Regions from separate parts of the Homo sapiens genome. Here all the other regions are linked to region 1. Evidence: chromatin loops called from intact Hi-C (ENCODE). Cell type or tissue: mammary epithelial cell. All regions are shown on one strand.

Region 1 (8,000 bases):
CAGTGAGCCGAGATTGAGCCACTGCACTCCAGCCTGGGTGACAGAATGAGACTCTGTCTCAAAAAAAAAAAAAAAAAAAAAAAAAAGTGAAAGGAAGGAAGGAAGGACGGACAGACGGATGGATGGATGGAAGGACGGACAGACGGATGGATGGATGGAAGGACGGAAGGACAGAAGTAAAGGGGTTTTACAGTTCTAATAGAAAATCTGGAATTACAGATGAGAATGACAAAGGAAACAACATAAAATGGAAAGAAAAAAAAAAAGAAAACTTCAGGAAAAACAAAAGATTTTCCAAGAAAGGTAATGTAATCATACACAACTGAGAAGAGTCAACATAGTATTTATATATAGTTAAAATAACATAAACACTTGATATTGCTATCACTATAATGGGAAAGATAAAGGAAGGGAAAATGGTGGTAAAGGTAAGGCTGAGTGGTATGAAAGAGCTAAACTCATGTTCCACAATAGTAAATCAATAGAAAATGCTAAAAATTTAAAAATCATTAACTAGCAATATGAGCACACTATTTAGAAATCTAGTGGTAAGTAATGTACCAGAAAACAAACAAGACTAGAGAGAGGAAATGTGGGAGGGAATAGGTAAAGCAAGAAACTACTGTTTCACATCATAAGCCTAGTATTAATAGTTTTTTAATTTTTAAAATTACATATACATACAGTATTACATTGATACAAGTAAATAAAAAACTTCAGAAAATAATGCTTTGCTGAGGACTGACCGGGAGTAGGAGGGCTACGTGGGGAAGGGTGAAAAAAAGCATTTACATTTTGTCCTTGGTTCTCACCCATTTATGCTTTGGGAAAATCATTCCCTGTCCCTTGCTTGCCAAGTGTGTACACGGTAAAACCAGGACAGGGTAAGAGCCCTGCTAGTATAAGGTTTTGTTTGGTTTTTTGAGGCAGGTTCTATCACCCAGGCTGGAGTACAGTGGCACAATCTCGGCTCACAGCAGCTTCAACCTCCCAGGCTCAAGCAATCCTCCCACCTCAGCCTCCCAAGCAGCTAGGGCTGCAGGCACATGCCACCATGCCCAGCTATTTTTTGTTTTGCCATGTTGCCCAGGCTGATTTCGAACTCCTGGGCTCAAGTGATCCGCCCACCTTGGCCTCCCAAAGTGCTGGGATTACAGGCATGAGGCACCTTGCCTAGCTGTAAGGTTTCAATGAAAACAGATGCAGGCTGACTGGCCATCCTCAGCATCCACTGTTCCAGCCTTTCCTCTTACAAGTTTCCTGGCTGGTAGATTATAATTTTAAAAGAAGGTCTCCTTCCACTACTGTCTAGGAGTTTCAAAGTACAACTGTGTCCAGTGTTGTTACATGGTAAAATGACAGCAATCAGGAATGATCAATGCTGATTTTGTGTTGCCTGGGGATCACCCTCCTCTCAGAAGCAGACAAGAACTTGAATCGAACTTGGATTTCCATTATTTCCCCAATATACATAACCAAACAGAGTAGCTGAAAACCCCAGGAAAAACAAACTCATGAACCAAAATAATTAATCACTCAAAGAGTACATACAACTGTATCAAAGATGGACAAAAACCAGATAAAATATACCATTCTGAATTCCTAAGTTTCTTAAACATATTATCATGCTTATTTTAAGTTCTTGGTCCATCTGTTCCAAAATCCAACAATGTTATCTACAAAACACAAAAAATGAGAGAAAAATATCACAGGAAAAAAATAAACTGAAGGAAAGCTGAAGAAACAATCTGATAAAATGAAATTCAAGACAAAAAAATGCCATGAGGGGCAGTATGTACTGCTAAAAGGAATAATAAAACAAGAAGATACAACCATAACAAACAAGCCTGCATGTTTGTGACCTAGAAATTACAGTAACAAAATATGTCAAGTAACAAATGAGAGAATGCAGAGAAAAATATATGAATTAACTATCATGGCCAGGAATGTTAATATGAATTAACTATCATGCCCATCATTGATGGTGATAATCTTAGCACTTTGGGAGGCTACGGTGGGTGGATCACTTGAGCCCAGGAGTTCAAGACCAACCTGGACAACATAGTGAAACTGCTTCTACAAAAAATAAAAAAATGTGGAGGTGGGTGCCTGCCTGTAGTCCCAGCTACCCAGGAGGCTAAGGCGGGAGGATCACCTGAGCCTGGGAGGTCAAAGCTGCAGTGGGCTGTGATCATGCCACTGCACTCCAGTCTGGGTGACAGAGTGAGACCCTGTCTTGGAAAAAAAAAAAAAAAAATTGCACTTGCAGATTTTAATACTCCCTTCTCAGAAACTAATCATGTAGAAAAAAATAAAAGTACTGAAGATCTAAACAATATAATTAACAATTCTGGGCTGGGCACAGTGGCTCACACCTGTAATCCCAGCACCTTGGGAGGCCGAAGCAGGCGGATCACGTAAAGTCAGGAGTTCAAGACCAAACTGGCCAACATGGTAAAACCCCGTCTCTACAAAAAAAATACAAAAACTAGCCGGGCATGGTGGCGGGCACCTGTAACCACAGCTACTTGGGAGGCTGAGGCAGGAGAATCGCTTGAATCCAGGAGGCGGAAGTTGCAGTGAGCTGAGATTGTACCATTGCACTCCAGCCTGGACGACAAGAGTGAAACGCCGTCTCGAAAAAAAAAAAAATTCTCAACAATTAGACAATATATAGAACTCTGTACACAGCAAAGATAAAGAAGGAAGTCTTTTCAAGTACACGTTTACAGCCATAAAGCAAGCCTCAATAAAATCCAAATAACCAGTATCACAGAGATCACATTAACTATGATATAATGAAATTAGATATTAATATCAAAAGTAGAGTTTTGTTAAAAAACCAATATATTTAGAAACTAAAACATACTAAGTGACTCGTGTTAAAAAGAAAAATAAAGGAAACTAAGAAACTTTGTCAAAACACTACATTTTGTGGGACACAGTTAAAACAATTCATAAAAAAGTTACACCATTAGGGGACGGGTGCAGTGGCTCATGCCTGTAATCCCAGCACTTTGGGAGGCCGAGGTGCTAGGATGGCTTGAGCCCAAGAGCTTGAGACCAGCCTGAGAAACACAGCAAGATCTGGACTCCACAAAATATTTTTTTTTAATTATCTAGGTGTGGTGGCACGTGCCAATATTCCCAGCTGGGTGACAGAGAGAGACCCTGTCTCAAAAAAAAAAAAAAAAAAAAAATTGGAAGGAAGTAACAAAAATAAGGTTGCTTGCACAGACCAATGACAACATGGGCCATAAAACTGAGGACTGTGATTAATCATCTGCGTCTGACATCTAGAAAGAATTAAGATGTTTGTGGATGGATAAATAAATCAGCAGAAATTTGAAAATGGTAAGAATATGTAATAGAATTAAAATAGAAAAGATAGGCTGGGCACGGTGGCTCACACCTGTAATCTCAGCACTTTGGGAGGCCAAGGCGGGCGGATCACCTGAGGCTGGGAGTTCGAGACCAGCCTGACCAACAAGGAGAAACCCCGTCTCTACTAAAACTACAAAATTAGCCGGGCATGGTGGTGCATGCCATAATCCCAGCTATTCAGGAGGCTGAGGCAGAACTGCTTGAACCCGGGAGGCAGAGGTTGCAGTTAGCCAAGGTCGCACCACTGCACTCCAGCCTAGGCAACAAGAGCAAAACTCCATCTCAAAAAAAAAAAAAAAAAAGAGAGAGAAAAGGTAAAGCCAGGTAAGTCTTGCTTTAGAAGAGAGAATCTTTTTTTTTTTTTTTGAGACAGAGGGAGAGAGAATATTTTTACATACTCAGAACCAAGTACAGATAGTAGGCCTTAAATAAATACTTGAAACAAATTTCTGAAGTGCTGGAAAATAGTTCCTACACAAATCATCCACATGGTTTCTCTTACTGCTAAAACAGTTGGGCCTTCCATCTTAACTGCTTTTTTTTCCTTTGTTAAAAATTAATTACAATTTTCATTTATTTATTTGAGACAGAGTCTTGCTCTGTTGCCTAGGCTGGAGTGCAGCAGTGCAATCTCAGCTCACTGCAACCTCCGCCTCCTGGGTTCAAGCAATTCTCATGCCTCAGTCACCCAAGTAGCTGGGATTACAGGTGTGCGCCACTGTATTCAGCTAATTCTTGTACTTTTAGTAGAGACAGGGTTACACCATATTGGCCAGACTGGTCTTGAACTCCTGACCTCAAGTGATCCACCTGCCTCGGCCTCCCAAAGTGCCTGAGCCACTGCACCCGGCCCCATACTTGTTAATATGAAGAAAACTTAAGATAAAATTAAAATCATCAATAGAACAGTAAACGCAGTTACCTACCATTCAGTATGGCCCTCACAGAGGCAAAGCAAGGCCTAGAAGAAGAAAATAGGCCACCTGTCTTAGAAAGCAAGGAAGCAAAGAATGGGTCTTTCTCATTCACAGCATTCTCCTCGCCCAATCTCCCAGGATTGTGCCAAAGAACTTGGCATCAACTAACCATACCTGAAATTGCTGCCAATGTGTGGAAGTCTTAGCCAGATTTGTCCCCATTTATATTTATACTCAAGTGGACAACTGTCACCAGGTGGCAGCAAACCACAGCTAGGACCAGGTCAGATTTGGATCATGCAGCTGGATTCCTGTAACTCCGGGCCAGCTAGAAATAACACTAGTGTGATCAAATTTTGTTTCTGAGATGGGGTCTGCTCTATCACACAGGCTGGAATGCAGTGGTGCAATCATAGCTCACTGCACCCTCAACCTCGCGGACTCAAGCGATCCTCCTGCCTCAACCTCCCAAGTGGCTGGGACTATAGGCACATGCCACCCCACCTGGTTAATGTTTTTTATTTTTTGTAGAGACAGGGTCTCACTATGTTGCCTAGGCTGATGTCGAACTCCTGGTCTCAGCAGTCCTCACCCTCACCCTCCCAAAGTGCTGGGATTACAGGCCTGAGCCACTGCACCCGGCCTAATTAAATATGTTGAACCCCACCTATCTCATTACGGTGGAGTCTTACTACCAATCAGATAATTATCCTGACCCTTCTAGATATGACTTTCTCGATGTAGATAATATTTTAATACTTTTATATAGTTATATATTAAAATAATACTATTTATGCCAATGTAATATGCATGCATGTAAAACACACTTTATGTGAATGTATACCATTACTACCCATTTAATGAAATAGGAGATGAGTCCATTGAGATATAAATAAATGAATAAATTAGAAGTTCAATAGCAATAGGATGTTTATGTAGTTTCAAAGCACCTCCTCACAAAATACTCATGAATTACAAGGAAAAAGTAACTTGATAGTGGAGAAGCTTGGCAAACATCTTCTAAGTGACCCAAGTGGACATCACCAGAAATGAGACAAATCAAAATCATGTACCACCTAAAAAGAATATAAAGAACATAGGGAAAATTTACCCAAATTGAAGGAGATTCCACAAAGTAAGTGACCTGTACTGCCGAAACTATAAAGGTCATGAAAGTCTAGGACATGACTAAGGAACAATTACAGGCTGAAAGAGACTACACAAACAGGATAACTAAAAGCAAATACTTGGCTCTGAACCAGATCCTTCTGCTATGAAGAACATTATTATAACTGACAAAACTAAATGGGGGCTGAGAATTATTAACTTCATAATTGTTGATAATAATTATAATGATGTGGAATGCACTTGTCTGTAGGAAATACACTTTAAAATATTCAGAGGAATGGTGAAACTATCAGAGGTTGGCAACTCACCCTCAAATGGTTCAGGAAAATAGTTCTTTGAATTTGTAAGTTTGTGGTTGTTTAAAAATTTTTATTTTAATTGTTTTTAAAAAGAGTGCCTACCAAAGGATACGAACAAACATACTACAATGTTTGCCTAAGGATTCAGAGGGGAATAGAAGTGGGAATGGAAGTAAAAAGAAATTAATACACATATGCATACCAACAAGCAAGAAAAGGCCTGGAAGGCCAAAATGTTTAAGAAGTATTAATGAGAAGTATGATTATGAACTGAACTCTAGAACAATAACCAAAAAATTTGGTTTAAGTAAATATTGGCCTAAGTGACTGCATCTGGGGGCAGGGCTCACCTGAAGTGTGGCTTTATGCTGGAGGTAACCATAGGAAGTAAACAAAAGACTCACTTTCTCTCCATTTTTATAAGAGCTGAAAGGGGTTGCTAGTGAATAATGGGGAAGAGTAGGGAACTGATTGTTCCTTATTGTAAGTCTTACACCACATGTTACTCTTAAAACTATATATGTGAACTATTTTTATAAATAAACAATTAAATGTAAAAAAGGAACAAAACAAGTTTGAAATCAGTAATATGAAGGCAAAAAGGAATCCCGATTGGCAGGATTTGTAGGGGCAGGCAAATTTAAGAGGTTAAGATTAAGCCAGAAGTCGGGAAGCTAGATATGCAAGTCAGTTATCAGCCATAAGGACACAGATGAAACTTGGTATTGCAGAGGGCATCAAACCATGAGTTTGGTAGGCTCGTCTGTTCAGCTGATTTATCAGGGAATAGTAGATCTAGTATCATGGAATGAAGAATGGTTACAGGTGACTGAGAAATGAAGCAACTAATGGCAGCCTCACGCCCAGTCTCTGCAGCGATCCTCTTTGCAGTTGCTGCCACTTTAAACACATCCACAGAATCTGGGCATCCCTAACTCCTAAGAGAAATTCTGACTTGATTTTTAGAGCTCTAGATCCTCAGCCTCAATCCAATCCTTAATGGTCTAATTACTGGACGCCAAGCTGAATACCACTGTGTGCTCTAATTCCAAAATTCTTGTTCTGATAGCATATTTAGTTTCTGCTTGCCATGCCCCACGTACTTCTCTCAAGGCTGTACTCTGTCACAGACTCCAGCCCAGTGCGTTTCTCTGGTCCTCTTACCAAACAACTGCCTGACAAATTTCTGTGTAAATATCCAAGTGTCACCTGCTTTGGAGGCAGGAAAAAATATAGATATAGGCAGACAAACTTGTATAGGCTGCAGAACCAGGAATGTAAACTAATCACTGAAACCTTGGACAACTCCCTGTGAACCTTAGTTTCCTATACATATAGAATTGGGTCAGTGGTACTTGTCTCATTGGGTTGGTGTAAGAAATACAAAGAGGGGGTCTGGTTCTGTTGCCCAGGCTGGAGCGCAGTAGTAAGATCTTGGCTTGGCTCACTGCAACCTCCACCTCTTGGGCTCAAGTCACCCTCCCATGTCAGCCTCCTAGGCAGCTGGAACTAGCAGCACATGCCACCACACCGCCTGACTTTTTTTTTTTTTTTTTAAGTAGAGATGAGGTTTCACCATGTTGTCCAGGCTGGTCTTGAACTCCTGAGCTCAAGCACCCTGCCTGCCTCAGCCTCCCAAAGTGCTGGGATTACAGGCGTCCATCCATACTCTTGATTCTTAAAACAACCCTATGAGGCAGTTATTATCAACAAACCTGTATTACAAATAAGGAAAATGAATACAAAGAATTTAAGAAACTTACACAGGGTCACACAGCTAAGTAACTAATGGTTGTTTGATATTACTTACATATCTCTTTATATATACCTATATATAACAGATATTTCTTTAAATATTCGGTATACATATATATGTTTGTGTATATACACACCTACACACACAAAAAGATAAGGATATTTCCCTACTCAGCACAGAGCAGTGCACATATTAATCACTCAATAAACAGGAGTTTATTTATTTATTTTTTTGAGACGAAGTTTTGCTCTTGTTGCCCAGGCTGGAGTGCAATGGCGAGATCTCGGCTCACCGCAACCTCCGCCTCCCAGGTTCAAGAGATTCTCCTGTCTCAGCCTCCCGAGTAGCTGGGATTACAGGCATGTGCCACCACGCCCGGCTAATTTTTGTATTTTTGGTAGAAACAAGGTTTCTCCATGTTGGTCAGGCTGGTCTCGAACTCCCAACCTCAGGTGATCCGCCCTCCTTGGCCTCCCAAAGTACTGGGATTACAGGCGTGAGCCACGGCACCCGGCC
Region 2 (8,000 bases), 66 kb after region 1:
GTTCCATTTCCCAGTCTTGGGTAAGGCAGCAGAAGGGGATTGGCACATGACATGTGTACCTTTCTATTCAAATACAAAGCTTGTTATCTGTAGTCTTCCTACAGTTCTGTAAAACACTGGAAGTTATTCCTCCTATCTAGCTGTAATTTTGTGTCCTTTAATCTTTTCCTATCCTCCCCGCAACTAAAACATAAATTTGAAACAAGAATAAAAAATATAAAGTTTGAAGTGCTTATTCCTTTCCTGTTAGAATAATCTAGTTAATTTTCTTATGGGCTTAGATTATCTAAACTCAAATGCCTTTGTAGAGTTTTCCTCCAGGGAAATCCACTGCAGCTGTATAAATTTTCCTCTTTTCTTTGAAATCATATTTATTTACTCACAAATATTTATTGAATTCCTGGAGTGATATTCCAGGAGTTCTTCTAGGCTATTTGGAAGCAGCAATGAAGAAGATAGAAAAGGTTCTTGTTTCAGTGCATTTGTGAGTACACGTGCATGCATTTATGCACATGTGAGGAGGTATAGAAATGGGATGCACATACATCGCTTTCAGTAAATGATGAGTATATATTAGTAAAATAGGATAAAGTGATAATATAATATGGGATGACTGCTGAAGTGCTTTTACGTAGAGTGGAAGGGTCTCTTTGGGGAGGTGGCATTTAAGTTAACACCTGAATAAAAAGGACCAGCCATCTGCAGGTAGAGTTAGGAGGGCTTTCATGGTTTACTTCTGAGTCTGTAACAGAAATAATTCAAAACACACAACCAATTGCTATTTAAAATTAAATAACCCTGTCATCTAGCCTATGGATATATACCTTGTCATGGGTTTTGATTGTATGAAGGATGGTCATCAGTGTATTGAACTATTCTTATTAAAGTTAATGTAAAATATTTTTGACATGAAATGATATTCATGAAATATTGTTGGGTTAAGGGAATAAATTCTAAAACTACATATTGTATGATCTAATTGTATTAAACTGAACGATTTTGACTTTTTATTTTGATAATATGCATATTTTATAATACCACAAATTTTTTATGTAATTAAAATAGCTAAAAGAGAAACAATTATAATAATAAAATTTTCTGAGAGCGGGTCATACTTATTCTTGAGGAAGGAATTGCTAGTGGTAAAATATGTTTTTATAGTGAGAAATACGTTTAGGTAGCAACTACACTAATTGCATATTTTGTCTCTGTGTGCTTTTTATGCAGATAATTGCATCACTTTCTTATAAAAAAACCCTACATTTAAAAACTCACTATTATTCTTATTTTCTATGGAGAAATTAAGGCATGGAGAAATTGTGTAACTTGTTAAGGTTACACCTAGTGTTAAAGAAGAACCAAGTTTTAAACTTAGGTCTGTCACTTGATAAAGTTCAAGTTCCTAAGCACAGTGCTTTACTGCTTTTAAAGAGGCAATTTTGTAATATAGGAAGGTGCTTCATAATCCAAGGCTTCACTGTAGGTAAATTTGTCAACTTCCTATGGTAATGGGAGCATCGAGCAGGAAGGTAAGCTAGCACTGAACCCATGACATAAAATGGGTATACATGTGCATTCCTGTGACCTGGAGAATTAGTACACGTGGAAACTGGAGAAGGCCCATGACACCTTACATGGACCAGAAACTAGATAGGAATCACTCCTTCATAAAGTGAGGTACACAAAGAGATACACAGTTAGTGAAAGGATGAGCTAGAAAACTAATCCTAGAAACAGTTAACAAAGAATATTATTTATCTTGGTCTTGGCTTTGGGTGAAGGATTTAAAAAAAATTCCTCTGAATATTCATGGTCGCTGAACAGTCAGCCCATTGGGGTTTGAGATAGACATTCTGTGACCAAGAAGATATCTACTGAGAATTATAAAAAAAGTGATATTAGGTCTGTAGCGCCCCAATTTCTTGACAGAGGCAAGCATGAATATTTCTTAGAAAACCCACTTTTACTCCAGTATTTAAAGAATTCTGAAAGATGAATTGACATCAAATTAAATAATGCCCAAGGAAATAGGCCACCCTGAGTGAGAGCCAGCAGACTACTAAAAACCAGATGCAAAAAGGTATCAAATGCTGGCATTGTCAGATAAGAATTCCCAGTAGATGCTTAATATACTTATAAAAAGAAAATAGTTTTAAAATACACAAGGAGTAAGATGCTTTCAAAAATGGCCACTCATATTTGTAAATGACCCAAGTGGATTTTCTAGAAATAAAAATTAATATAATTTAGATGAACAAAGTCAGCTGAAAGATTAAATTAGAGGCTTACTGGAGCTGAGGTGTGAATTAGTAAACTAAACAGTAGTTTTAAAGAAATTACCCAGATTGTAGCATAGAGAAGCAAAAAGAAGAAAAATATGACTGAATAGGTAAGGAGACTAGATGATAGTATGAAAGAAAATTGAACATAAGATATAGCTATACTTCTGGCCATCTCTTCTTCAATAAAATATGGACAACAATCAGGTATACCAATTTAAGTTTTGGCCCCGAGAGGATTTCCCTTCACCACTACCTTTCAGAACCATACTTGGTTAGACTGTAATGATCCTTCCAGAATAACGTGAAGACCCATCTAAAACAATGAGCTCATGTTTCTCAACTGGAAATATGGAATTTCCATAAAACTTAGGTGTGGTTTGAAGGTAAGAGGAGAAAAGTATGAGTAGGGTACCGTGAGACTCAGATGTGCTCTTGAAATTGAATTGTGCCTTTTTCCAGCTGTGCTTAAGTATGGTCTTGATTATATATTTTCCATTTAATAACAGAGAGAATGCTCTGGGCACAACCAAATTCAGTTTTGCAGATCAGATAATACCTTGTTCTGAATGCCATTATAAGGCATCCATTACAGAGCCAGGAGCAACTTTTCAAAAGAAGAAGAGGGGGTCGTTGGCTGGTAAGAGTATGGCTTTAACCAAAACTCTGCACCTGTCTGCAGGGCAATTCTCCAGGTGGCCTTGGACAAACTCAGTACTCCCCAGTTTCTTGCTTGTAGTTCTCAAGAATAACTGTACAATGTTCTGGGAATGTAACATCCTGAGATAAGGAGGAACTGTCCAGAATAGCCAGGGCTCTGTTCCAGTCCCTTCTAGAAATAGAATGTCCTTCAGTGCTTTGCCAAGCATGTCAAGTTGCTCTGTGATATAAAACCCAGGGTGGCTGCTCTCTGAGGTCCCCCAGTGGCAGTGCAAGTAGGGAAGGCACAGACAAGATTTCATCCACCCTGGACAGCTTTCCTGAGCCTAGTGGGACTGGCTTTCCCTGAATCTTAGGCCTCTGTTTTCCCTTGCTGCCTGTGTGTAAGTAATAAACACTCTTCGTGTAATTTGTGTGTGAGAGCATTCTTTCTCTCTGGGGTCTGGAAAGCAACAAAAGTGTAGCCCAAGATGCAGTGGTCTGAAGTGCAAATCAGGGCACAGTGAACCTGTTCCACACTGCCTTGTGATTCTCTTACTGGGGAATGTCAGGAGCTCCACAGAGCATCTGTATCTACCATAGGCTCTTCAGGAGCAACTGGGTCTGCTTAGTCTATGGCCCAAGCAGCAGGAAGCTTTTATCATGGGCTTGTTCTGCCACAGAACCCTCTCTTTCCCTGGCCCCAGCTTTACAGATTACATAGTAAACGGAATAGAGTAGCACAATCAAATGCAGTATATCCAAAGTTTAATTCAAAGTCCAAAGACTAAGCATTGCATCTCTTTCTCTGTGGTAGATGATCTAAGGTGCAGCAGCTTACTTCTCACATTAGAGGAGATATTTCAACATGCCCCAAACCTCTGGACCACTCCAAAACTCACCAGTATAGAAGGTTCCTGAACTTTGCAGATTTTATATTGGTCTGGGATGCATGTGTCATATTGTCATACTGAGGCATCTAGAGGGCTTTATAATTCCTATCCACGGAGAACAACCAGATGTCATTAATGTAATACCAGCTTTGTTTCAAGATGACTAAAGTTCTTCCAAAATATATTATGATAGAAAACCAGCTAAATAGAGCCTTGAGATAAAACAGTTAAAGGCTATTACTGACCCTGCCACTTGAAGGAAACTGTATCTGATTGTTTTTATTGGGTATTTCTGAGCACCCTTCTAGAAGAAATTTTACCCTCAGCTTTCCAGGAGCCACTCTTCCTGACTGTGGATAGAACACTGCAGCTAGTCCTGCAGATGCTCTCCTCATCCCCAGTCTATCCATTCATACCCATGCCCACCTACAAGCACAGAAGCAGCTGTGTCTACCCAAGAGCTGTGGTTTCCTCTTCTGTCCCACCTTGACAGGGCCCTCAGGTTCATGTGAGGGGAGCTGGGTAGAAGGGAGCTGAGGTTCTTGCTTAGATCTTTGATCTGTGCCCTGCACTGTGTCTTCAACGCTGCAGAGGTATATGCTGCTGTCTTCAGGTCTCCTGTTGCTCACAGTCAGAGTTGAGAATGTTAGGTTTGGGCGGCTGATGGGAAACTTGTCAATGACAAATCTGCTCTCATATGTGGCCTCAGAGCCCTGATTTGCAGTTGCAATCAGTGTCACGCTCTGTCCAGGTTGCTGACAGTACCAGAACATCATGGTGACTTGGCTGTCGACTTGACACTGGATCATCATGGAGGTTCCACGTTGACAGATATCCCTGCTTGGCTTTTGAGAGATGACAGCACTGAACACAGAGCCTAGTTCCAGAGAGATATTCATGAGGGCCGACAAGCTTGGGGTCAGACGGGAAAGTCTCTGCTTTATCTCTCCAATACCACCTCAGCTCCCAAAGGACCCCAGGGCACTGCCTCCTTTTTATTGTGCCGACAATTACTCTGTTATGGTCCTTTAATCTAACATATCCCCTTCATCTTCTGTCTGGTGGCTTCAGACTCTCCGGAGAGGAAGTCTTTCCACCTCTCTACCCAGCATTAACATTAACCCCAGACTCCTCACAAGTCAAGGCTCATACCTAATCCCCGGAGAAGGAGCAGGAGACAGCATCTTCAAGTGATGGCCTCTCCCCTGAGAAAAGGCACTAAGAAGTGAAACTCAAGTTCATCTTTCCTTCCTACAGCGTAGTTCTTTCCCGCTCTGTTTCTCTCCTCTAATAGGTGGTTGAGTTTCTGCAGGATATGCAAAAACCAGTCTTCCCCCTGGTGGAACTGTGTGGCTCTTCACTCAGGATGAGTCTTCATGCACAAGCCTTGCAGCATGCACCGGCCACTTACCACCGTTCTCCCATTACTTTTCCATCTGCCATTACTGAACACCAGTCTGTGCTACTGTCTGGGTGTAGAGCAAAAAGTGGGGTGCAGAACTGACTTCAAAGAACTAAAGGTAATAGGTTAGAATATAAGGGAACTCCATAACAGTATTTCAACTGTCTGCTGGGTCTTCATGGTTGTCCCAAACTGAACTCATTCCTCCCCCAACACATACACACACCAATAAATGGGCTCTTATTCCTCAATTCCCCTCTCCCAACAAACGGCATCCTTGTTCTTCTTGCACGTTAGGCTCAAGAATTCCATAAGCCTCTTTTTTTCCTCACCTACCTTATTTGTCAATTTGCAAATTAAATGCATTGTCTCTTATATGTTTTCCTTTGTTTCAGTTATCACAGTCATAACTATTTTTTTGTCTTTGCTTAATTCCTGAATACTTGTAATATGGTTTCTTCTATTCTAATTCAACTCAGTCTAGGCCACGAAACAAATCATGCCTGTGTAAAACTTGACCACAATGGGCCGGGCGCGGTGGCTCACGCCTGTAATCCCAGCACTTTGGGAGGCCGAGGCGGGCGGATCACGAGGTCAGGAGATCGAGACCATCCCGGCTAAAACGGTGAAACCCCGTCTCTACTAAAAATACAAAAAATTAGCCGGGCGTAGTGGCGGGCGCCTGTAGTCCCAGCTACTTGGGAGGCTGAGGCAGGAGAATGGGGTGAACCCGGGAGGCGGAGCTTGCAGTGAGCCAAGATTGCGCCACTGCACTCCAGCCTGGGCGACAGAGCGAGACTCCGTCTCAAAAAAAAAAAAAAAAAAAAAAAAAAAAAAAAAAATTGACCACAATGCTATGATCTTTTTCCATTATCAAGCTGATTTCTTGTATCATGTAACTGCTTAAAATAGTTCATTTTTGCATAAGAGTAGAGCTAAGTTTTTGAGCACTTACTCTGCTTTTCATACATTTATTTAAGTCTATTTTTTGGTTAGGCTATTTATTATTGTCACACTATTTTTACAGATTAGGAAATTTTACAGATAAGACCTAGAGACCTTAAATAATCTATCCAAGTTCATATAATCCAGGAGTAAGTGATAGAGTCAGGACTCAAATCAATGCCTATGTGATCACAAATCTCAAGTGTTAATATCAACACTATCAAGTATTGTCTGACTCTTACAGTTGCCTGTGCCTTAGTAAAGTACAATCTGGTGGGTAGCTGAGAATGATAGGCCTAACACTCTAAAGAATACTAGGGAACTCTAGAAAGACAGGCTTGCAAAAACTCACCTATCTTATTTGATTCTGAGATTCTCTCTATTATACGATGTTCTATTAAATACCTAGTTGTTACTCTGGGTAGTGTTTAGTACTACCACATTAAAGGTGAAGATTGATTATAGGACTTACCCATATTTCAAAGAAAATAGAATTGTGAAAAACAATTTACCTTATAATAGAGAAAATGTGACACTTTGACAATATTTCAGTAACTTGTTCATATGAGGAGTGTGTGTGAAGCCTTTACATCTATTGGACATGCCACGGACAGTGGCTCAAGATAAACTCTGCTAAGTGGAAGTAGTAAAACGTATAGAATATTTCAGTTTTTCTTGACATGTAGGTATATTTTTAAATCTTTTAGTCAAATGTATCAAACTCCCTGCCAAAATAACCCAGCATCTTTTTCATTTCATTTATCCTAAAAGCTTCTGAAAATTAACAAATGATCCCTATTCTTTACTAAATTCCAAATCTTTGCCTCTTCATCAGTATTCTCTTTGTTTGAAAAAAACAAAAAACAAAAAACAAAACTGCAAACATATTCCCCTCTCTTTACATGCCTTTCAAACTGCAGTAGTCTCTAGATTTTTCTCTCAGGGAATGTTATGGATACTAAACTCTCATTTAATTTTAATGTGTTTATTTATTGAATTAATACATGCACATGGTTAATGATTCAATTATAACAGAGAACAAAAAATAAGTTCCCTCTCCAGAGACAGTCTTGTAAGTGTTTTGGTACATGTTCTAGAAATAATAGTTCTTGCTTGTTCAAGTTTATGTAAATCTGACTCCTCCTCCTTCTTTTTTTTTTTTTTTTTTGAGATTAAGTCTAGCTCTGTCGCTCAGGCTGGAGTGCAGTGGTGCGATCCCGGCTCACTGCAAGCTCCGCCTCCTGGATTCACGCCATTCTCCTGCCTCAGCCTCCCAAGTAGCTGGGACTACAGGCGTGCACCACCACGCCTGGCTAACTTTTGACTCCTCCTTCTTTTACACAGAAACACACAGCCCAAACCTTCCTGTACTTCACTTCTTTAATTAGCAATGTGGTTCTTATCGGCATATTTCAAAGTTGATTAAAAAATACATAGAATTGTGCCATTATTTTCCATTTTATTATGAGAATTTTCAAACATCTATAGAAGCTGAAAGTTTTATACAGTGAACATGCATGTACCCACCACCTAGATTCTGGATAAAACTATTACTGCTTTACCACATAACAATCCATCTATCCATCCTTCTATTCATCCATCAATCCATCTAGTTTTTTAATTCATTGAAAAGTCAACTGAAAGCATACTTCACTTCTAAGCAGTTCAGCACACATATAATTAACTGGAGTTGAAGCTGTTTTTCAGGTAAAATTTGCATGCAGCACCATGCACAAATCTTGAATACTGTTAAACAAGTTTTGACAAATGCATACACTGTGTAACCTACTAAATTATAGAATATTACCATTATCTCCAAGTTTTCTCATACCTTTAGTTTTC
Region 3 (8,000 bases), 120 kb after region 1:
TGTATTTATAATATTTTATATCATAGTATTTAAGTATTTTTAATTTAATTTTTTTTTTTTGAGACAGAGTCTGGCTCTGTTACCCAGGCTGTGGTACAGTGGCACGATCTTGGCTCACTGCAACCTCCGCCTCCTGGGCTCAAGCCATCCTCCCACCTCAGCATTCCAAGTAGCTGGGACTACAGGCACACACCACCGTGCCTGGCTAATTTTTGTATTTTTTTTTATAGAGTTGGTGTTTCACCATGTTGCCCAGGCTGGTCTTGAACTTCTGAGCTCAAGTGATCTGCCTGCCTTGGCCTCCCAAAGTGCTGGGATTGCAGGTGTGAGCCACTGCACCCAGCCAAGTGTTATAGTATATCAAAGAGTAAACATGTTTCAAGGATTTTACCTCCTCATCTGGGAAATAAGTTACTGTGTTTTTTATTGTATCCAGGGTAGTATTAAGGTAGGTGGAATTATGACCTATTATTTTTATTTGGAGAATAAGTTTGGTTTGAGGAGATGTGTATGGGTGCCAAGTTGACAAAGGGTAGACTTGTGATAATAAATTTTATGTGTCAACATGACTGGGCTATGGGGTGCACAGGTTAAACATAATTTTTGCTGTGTCCATGAGAGTGCTTCTGGATGGACCCAACCACTGGCTGAATTACAGCACTGGTCTTCCTGGGTCTCTGACTTGCAGATGGCAGATCATGGCACTTTTTGGCCTTCATAACCGTGTGAGCCAATTCTTCATATAAATCTCTCTCTCCCTCTAATATATTTATATATGTAAATATAGTTATATGTTGCCAATATATTTATATTAGTAAAATACTACATATTTACATATATAAATAATACATATACTGGGTATGGTGGCTCACACCTGCAATATATTTTATATGTATAAAATATATATAGTATAATACTAATATAAATACTATATATATATATATCCTATTCCTTCCGTTTCTTTGTAGAACTCTGACTAATACATGTGGGTTTATTTTCATTAAATTTGGAAAAAAAATGGCCATTTTTTTCAAGTATTATTTTCCTCCCCTCTTCTGGATACTCCAGTTATGTATATGTTAGGCTACTTGATATTGTCCCACAACTTATTGATGCTTTGTTTAGTTTTCTTCTGGCTTATATTTTCTCTCAATGTTTAATTTGCATAGTTCCTATTGCTATATCTTCAAATTCACAAATCTTTTCTCCTGTAGCATTTAATCTGCTGTTAATCCTGCCAATGTATTTTTCAGCTTAGTTATTGTATTTTTCATTTCTAGAAGTTTAGTTAGGCATTTCATTTTTCTCCCGACTATACTCATGCTTTCTTGTACTTCTTGAACATATGGAGTGAATTTATAATTCTTGTTTTGATGTCCTTGCCTACAAATTCTAACATCTGAGTCATATATAGGTCTATGTTTATAGAATGATTTTTTTTTTTCTGGTACTGGGTCTTATGTTCCTGCTTATTTGCATACTAGGTAATATTTTATTGAATGCCAGACATTGTACACATTATGTTATTGGGTGCTGGATTTCTAAACATCCCTTTAGGTACTTTACTTTTACACTGAGGGCTAATTTGGCCCCACTGAGGCAATTTGCTTTTGAGAACTGTACCCAATGCCCCACCGTATTAGGAGATCTTCCCAAACCGGCTAGGGAAAACACTATTTCTGGTCCTGTGTGAACTCCTGAAATTGTTCTGCCTACTCTTCTCTGCTGTTCTTTCCCCAGCCTCAGTAGTCTCCTTACACAAGCACATAGCAGTACTCAGCCCAAGTCTTGAGGGACTGCTCTGAAGATCTCTGGAACCCTCACTCTCTGCAGTACTTTTTCTCTGATACTTTGCCTCACAGATTTTTCTCATTTTGCCCTGCTGGAACTCTGAACTTTGTCTCCTTAATCAGTGAGACTGTTGGACTCCTGTTTTGGTTTCTTTTTTCTGTGATCAGCCTGGAAATTCTCCAGGCAGTGAGCTGGGGGTACTTGCAGGCTCATCTCACTTGTCTTTCTCTCAGGGATCACAGTCTTGCACTGCCTGTTGTCCAATGTCTGAAAACTTTCACTTGATATATTTTGTCCAGCTTTTAGTTGTGCAAGGAGGGAAGGTACTTCTAGTCTCTATTATTCCATCATGATTAAAAATAGAATTCTGTTTTGGTAAACAGTTTTCGTCTTGTTTAGGTAGCTTCTGTCTATTCCTATGTTAGTTAAACTTTTTATTAGAATGCTGTTAAATATTAGAGAAACACCTTTATACATTAATTCATAAAATCATGTGGGCTTTCTTCTTTATAAATGTAATGATTTGTGTAGATAGGATTCCTATTGTTGGATAACTTTTGCATTTCTGGAAGGAATCCTCATTGGTCAAGTATTTTACATTATTAAAAACAGTAACAAAATGACTGACATGATGGTAAGTCCCTGGATGACTGGTATGTCACCTTAAGAGCTGCCTGTCTGGATTGGCAACATCCCAAGGGATTCATCACAAAGATTGGCCTGCTGGAACTTAAGCAGCAAAATGAATTTTTTTTCTAATAGAGCTGTTAAAAATTCTGATGGGCTCTTTGACAATTTAAAGGATTCTTTTTTACATTTGGAAGCATCTTTTCATTTTTTAGACTGATTGAAGTTGTCCCACAATGCCCTGATGCTCTTCTCGTTTCTTTTCATTTTTTTTTTTCTCTTTGTATTTCAATTTGGATGGCTTTTATTGCTGTCTTTAAGTTCACAAATCTTTTCTTCTTAGTGTCTAATCTGCTGTTAATCTCATCCAATGTGTTTTCATGTTAGACATTATAGTTTTAATTTCAGAAGTTCAATTTGGGTATTTAAAAAACATCTTCTATAGATCTACCAACACGTTCAGTCTTCTAAATTTTTGATACAATTATATATCAATTACATATATATATACACTATATATCATATAGGATACAATTATAATAACTATTTCCACTAATTCTATAGTCTGTGTCATTTCTGGGTTGTTTTTCATGTTTTTTTCCTTTATATTAAGGGTCATATTTTCCTGTTTTTTTTTTTTTTTTTTTTTTATGCCTGGTAATTTTTTGTTAGATGCAAGACATTGTGATTTTGACCTTGTTGGATGCTGCACCTAAAGGTGGATGGAAGAGGAAGAGTCTTGGGGGCTACCATCCTGGCTGGAGAAGCTGGCACGAGGCTCCCTCTTGTGGATGCAGCAAGGTAAGAAAGTAAAGTGGATGTTCTCTTTTGGAGCAAGCGGCCTCCAGCTCTGCCTGTAGACTGAAACATGCACTTGCATGCTGTGGCTTAGCTGAGGGCTTGTAGCTCAGGACAGAAGCGCTGATGGTGACAAGAGCAGGGGAGTGATACGGGAGAGGTACAGCCCCAGCCCCAGGACACAGCAGATCTCAATATTGGGAAGCAAGGAGTTCAGTATCAGTAAAGTGAGCCATAAGAGAGAAAGGAAAGCAGCTTTGTAGACAGAGGTGGAACCAATTGAAGGGAAGAGGGGAGCTCCTTGCAAAGAACATTGCAGGTAGCGTCTAGAGGCTGTGGGGATCATTCTCAGGCCATCCAAGAACTCTGAGAAGATTTGGGGGAAGCTGGAATTTCACTGTGGTTGCTAGGATGGGCTCAAGCCAGAGGCTATTTTTATTTAAATGCCATTATTTTTGTTTTTATTTTTTGATATTAACCCTGTCAGGTTAGTGAGCCTAGAGAATACCTGTTATAAATGAAATATAATTCTGAAATGTTAATGTGTGGAAGGAACAAGTAAGGCTTGAGAAATATAACCTGGGCATATAATGATGCTAGAGAACTTACAATCTTTGCCTGAAAGTTTTGGATGCACAAAAGTCTGTTATTTTATTTATTTACTTAGTTCTTACTGAGATTGAGACAGTCTTACTGTATAATGCCTAAAGATCTCATGTAAGAGTGATACTAGCTGTTTTTCCCTATTAGTTTCTTTTTCTTTTCTTTCTTTCTTTTTTTTTTTTTTTTTTTGACACAGTCTCACTCTGTCGGCCAGGCTGGAGTGCAGTGGCACGATCTCGGCTCATTGCAACTTCTGCCTCCCGGGTTCATGCCATTCTCCTGCCTCAGCCTCCTGAGTAGCTGGGACTACAGGTGTGTGCCACCACGCCTGGCTAATTTTTGTATTTTTAGTAGAGACAGGGTTTCATCATGTTGGCCAGGCTGGTCTCAAACTCCTGACCTCAGGTAATCCACCCGCCTTGGCCTCCCAAAGTGCTGGGATTACAGACGTGAGCCACCATGCCCAGCCTAGATTCTTTTTTTTAAAAAAATTATTTTATTTCCATAGGTTATTGGGGAGCAGGTGGTGTTTTGTTACATGAGTAAGATCTTTCTTTTTTTCTTTTTTGAGACGGAGTCTTGCTCTGTCGCCCAGGCTGGAGTGCAGTGGCGCGATCTCGGCTCACTGCCAGCTCCGCGTCCCGGGTTCATGCCATTCTCCTGCCTCAGCCTCCTGAGTAGCTGGGACTACAGGGGCCCACCACCACACCCAGCTAATTTTTTGTATTTCTAGTAGAGATGGGTTTCATCATGTTAGCCAGGATGGTCTCGATCTCCTGACCTCGTGATCCACCTGCCTCGGTCTCCCAAAGTGTTGGGATTACAGGCATGAGCCACTGCGCCCAGCCACATGAGTAAGATCTTTAGTGGTGATTTGTGAGATTTTGGTGCACACATCACCCGAGCAGTATACACTGCACCCAAATTGTAGTCTTTTATCCATCACTCCCTTCCCACCCTTTCTCCCTGAGTCCCCAAAGTCCACTGTGTCATTCTTATGTCTCTGTATCCTCATAGCTTAGCTCCCACATATGATTGAGAACATACAATGTTTGCTTTTCCATTCCTGAGTTATTTCACTTAGAATAATGGTCTCCGATCTCATCCAGGTTGCTGTGAATGCCATTAATTCATTCCTGTTTATGGCTGAGTAGTATTCCATCGTATATGTATACTGCAGTTTCTTTATCCACTCATTGATTGATGGGCATATGGGTTGGTTCCACATTTTTACAACTGAGAATTGTGCTGCTATAAACATATGTGTGCAAGTATCCTTTTCATGTAATGACTTCCTCTGGGTAGATACCCAGTAGTGGATACCCTAATATGTTTTCCAAACTTTTAGATTTCTCTTCTTCTTAGGAATGCCGATTATTCTTTGGTTTGGTCATTTAACATAATCCCAGACTTCTTGGAGGCTTTGTTCATATTTTCTTATTCTTTTTTCTTTGTTTTTGTTGGATTATTTTGAAAACCTTGTGTTTGAACTCTGAGGTTCTTTCTCCTGCTCATTCGCTTCTATTGCTGAGACTTCCCAGAGCATTTTGAATTTCTATAACTACATCCGTTGGTTCCTGAAGTTTTGATTACTTTTTACTATATGCTACCTATTTCATTGAAAATTTCTCCCCTTACTTTCTGTATTTTTTTTTTATTTCCTTAAATTGGGCTTTTCCTTTTTCTGGCACCTCTTTGATTAGCTTAATAACTGACCTTAAGAATTTTTTTTCAGGTAAATCAGGGATTTTTTTTTGGTTGGATTCATTGCTGGTGAGCTAGTGTGATTTTTTGGAGGGTATTAAAGAGCCTTGTTTTGTCATATTACCGGAGTTGGTTTCCTAGTTCCTTCTCATTTGGGTAGGCTCTGTCGGAGGGAAGGTCTAGGGCTCAAGGCTGTTGTTCAGATTCTTTTGTCCCACAGGGTGTTCCCTTGATGTAGTACTCTCCCCCTTTTCCTAGGGATGTGGCTTCCTGAGATCTGAGCTGTCGTGAGTATTATCTCTCTTCTGAATTTAGTCACCCAACAGGTCTACCAGGCTCTGGGCTGGCACTGGGAGTTGTCTGTACAGAGTCTTGTGATATGAACCATCTGTGGGTCTCTCAGCTGTGGATACCAATGCCTGCTCTGGTGGAGGTGGCAGGGGGGTGAAATGGACTCTGTGAGGGTCCTTAGTCTTGGTGGTTTAATGCACTGTTTTTGAGTTGGCTGGCTTCCTGCTGGGAGGTGGCACTTTCCAGAGAGCATCAGCTATGGTAGTATGGGAGGGATCAGGTGGTGGGTGGGGCCCTAGAACTCCCAAGAGTATACGCTGTTTGTCTTCAGCTAGCAGGGTGGGTAGGGAAGGACCATTAAGTGGGGGCAGCGCTAGGCATGTCTGAGTTCAGACTCTCCTTGAGTGGGTCTTGCTGTGGCTGCTGTGGGAGATGGAGGTGTGGCTGTGGCTGCTGTGGGAGATGGAGGTGTGGTTCCCAGGTCAATGGAGTTATGTTCCTAGGAGGATTATGCTGCCTCTGATGTGTCATGCAGGTTGTCAGGGAAGTGAGGGAAAGCTGGCAATCACAGGCCTCACCCAGCTCCCTCACAACCCAAAGGGCCAGTCTCACTCTCACCATTCCCTGCTCAACAGCACCAAGTCTGTGTCCAGGGCAGTGGGCAAGCAGGGCTGAGAGCTTGCCCCAGGCTACCAGCCGCCCAGCTGTGAGAGCTGTGAACCCTTCGTGCTTCCCTGCCTGTGGTCTGCACACAGGATTCACGCCCTCCCTGTAGTTCTGGCCAGGAGACTTCTTGTTCAGTTGGAATTGTTACAAAGTTCAGCTGGAGGCTTCCTTCTCCCTGTGGCCTTTTCCCAGTGCCTCTGGTAGCCCTCCCCAATGACCCCTGGGAGGCAAGGCAGAAATGGATTGCTAGGTCACCCAGAGAGCCCACAGGGATTTTCCCACTGCTTCCTCTACCCCTGCATTTCACTCGGCTCTCTAAATTGACTCAGCTCCAGGTAATGTCAGAATCTTCTCCAGTGATCTAGATCTTGCGGTTCCCCAGTGAGGTTGTGTGTTTGGGGGTGAACGATGCCCCTTTCCGACTTCCATAGTTTGGGCACTCATGGTGTTTGGGGTGTCTCCCAGGTCCTGCAGGAGCAATTCACTTCCCTCAGAGGGTCTGTGGGTTCTCTTGGCTTTCCTGATTTCTTCCTGCAGTCATTCTGGAGCAAAAGTTCATGATGCAATACTCCACATGCTGCTCTGTCCATCTGAGTGGGAGCTGCAATCTAGACCTGCCTCCTGTCTGCCATGATCCTCCCAGAGAGATAGTAGCTTTGACACTCATCTATGTGGATGAAAAAGCCACAGGACACTTTAATTTGTATTTTAGTATTCCTCATATATTTTCTGCATTCATTTACATGTCTGCCTCCCCAGCAACTTCTTATGGCACCATGCTTTGTAATTACCATGTGCTGAGTGGCTACTAAGTGACAGATATTTATTTATATGTTTTATGTGGCTTAACTTACATACTCTTCTGAGAAGCTGTTTAAATTTCATTCTCTCTTATTTTCGTTTCCAGGTCTAGGAAATGGAGGCACAGTGAGATAAAATAAGTTGCTCAAAGCCATATGGCAATTAAGACTTGAACTCTAAAAGGGTTTTATTTTTATTTTTATTTAATTAATTAATTTTTTTGAGACAGAGTCTTGCTCTGTTGCCCAGGCTGGTGTGCAGTGGCACAGTCACAACTCACTGCAGCCTCAACCACCTGAGCTCAAGGGATCCTCCCATCTCAGCCTCCCAAGTAGCTGGGACCACAGGAAGGTGCCACCATGCAAGGCTAATTTTTTATTTTTAGTAGAGATGGGGGTCTCACTATGTTGCCGAGGCTGGTCTTGAACTCCTGGGCTCAAGCAGTTCTTCCATCTCAGGCTCCCAAAGTGCTGGGGTTACAGGCTGTGCTCGGCCTGTTTTATTAATCTCTAAGTGCCCTGCATCTGCTCTAAGGAGTGTGGCATAGTCCTTGATACTGGATAACTGAGTAACGCAGGTAGTTTGTATGAGAAGTGCAGTAACCACATGGTGAATGGAAGATGATGCTGTACACTTGCCCGGAGTTCACAGCTGGGACACTGCGGTTACCAGGACGCAGCTTCCAGAATGGCTGACTAAAACTAGAAAATGCAGACTCC

What was found. A loop is a pair of places that touch in the nucleus more often than their neighbours do. Peaks named below come from ENCODE experiments on the same cell type or tissue, not always from the same donor. Only the 100,000 strongest peaks of a DNase experiment are listed, where the experiment ranks them.
Region 2: it touches region 1 in a loop (6-fold over the local background); 7 of 110 quality-filtered maps call a loop at or near these places.
Region 3: it touches region 1 in a loop (18-fold over the local background); 18 of 110 quality-filtered maps call a loop at or near these places.

What each region holds. Positions count from the first base shown.
Region 1 is chr9:33,848,975-33,856,974 of GRCh38, reverse strand. The region is part of intron 1 of UBE2R2 (ubiquitin conjugating enzyme E2 R2); the gene reads right to left. Among named protein-coding and RNA genes, the nearest start is that of UBE2R2-AS1, 34 kb to the right of the region's middle. In mammary epithelial cell, a CTCF peak has its summit at 4,563 (motif pointing right); no DNase peak of the experiment used is centred here; H3K27ac peaks cover 1,333 bases.
Region 2 is chr9:33,783,216-33,791,215 of GRCh38, reverse strand. The region is part of intron 3 of UBE2R2-AS1 (UBE2R2 antisense RNA 1); the gene reads left to right. It also overlaps a transcript of PRSS3 not described here and the pseudogene TRBV29OR9-2. Among named protein-coding and RNA genes, the nearest start is that of PRSS3, 8.3 kb to the left of the region's middle. In mammary epithelial cell, no CTCF peak of the experiment used is centred here; no DNase peak of the experiment used is centred here.
Region 3 is chr9:33,733,507-33,741,506 of GRCh38, reverse strand. UBE2R2-AS1 (UBE2R2 antisense RNA 1) reads left to right here. Exons shown (of 5, transcript NR_170204.1): 4 at 3,091-3,219. Among named protein-coding and RNA genes, the nearest start is that of PRSS3, 58 kb to the left of the region's middle. In mammary epithelial cell, a CTCF peak has its summit at 3,214 (motif pointing left); a DNase peak (open chromatin) is centred at 3,246.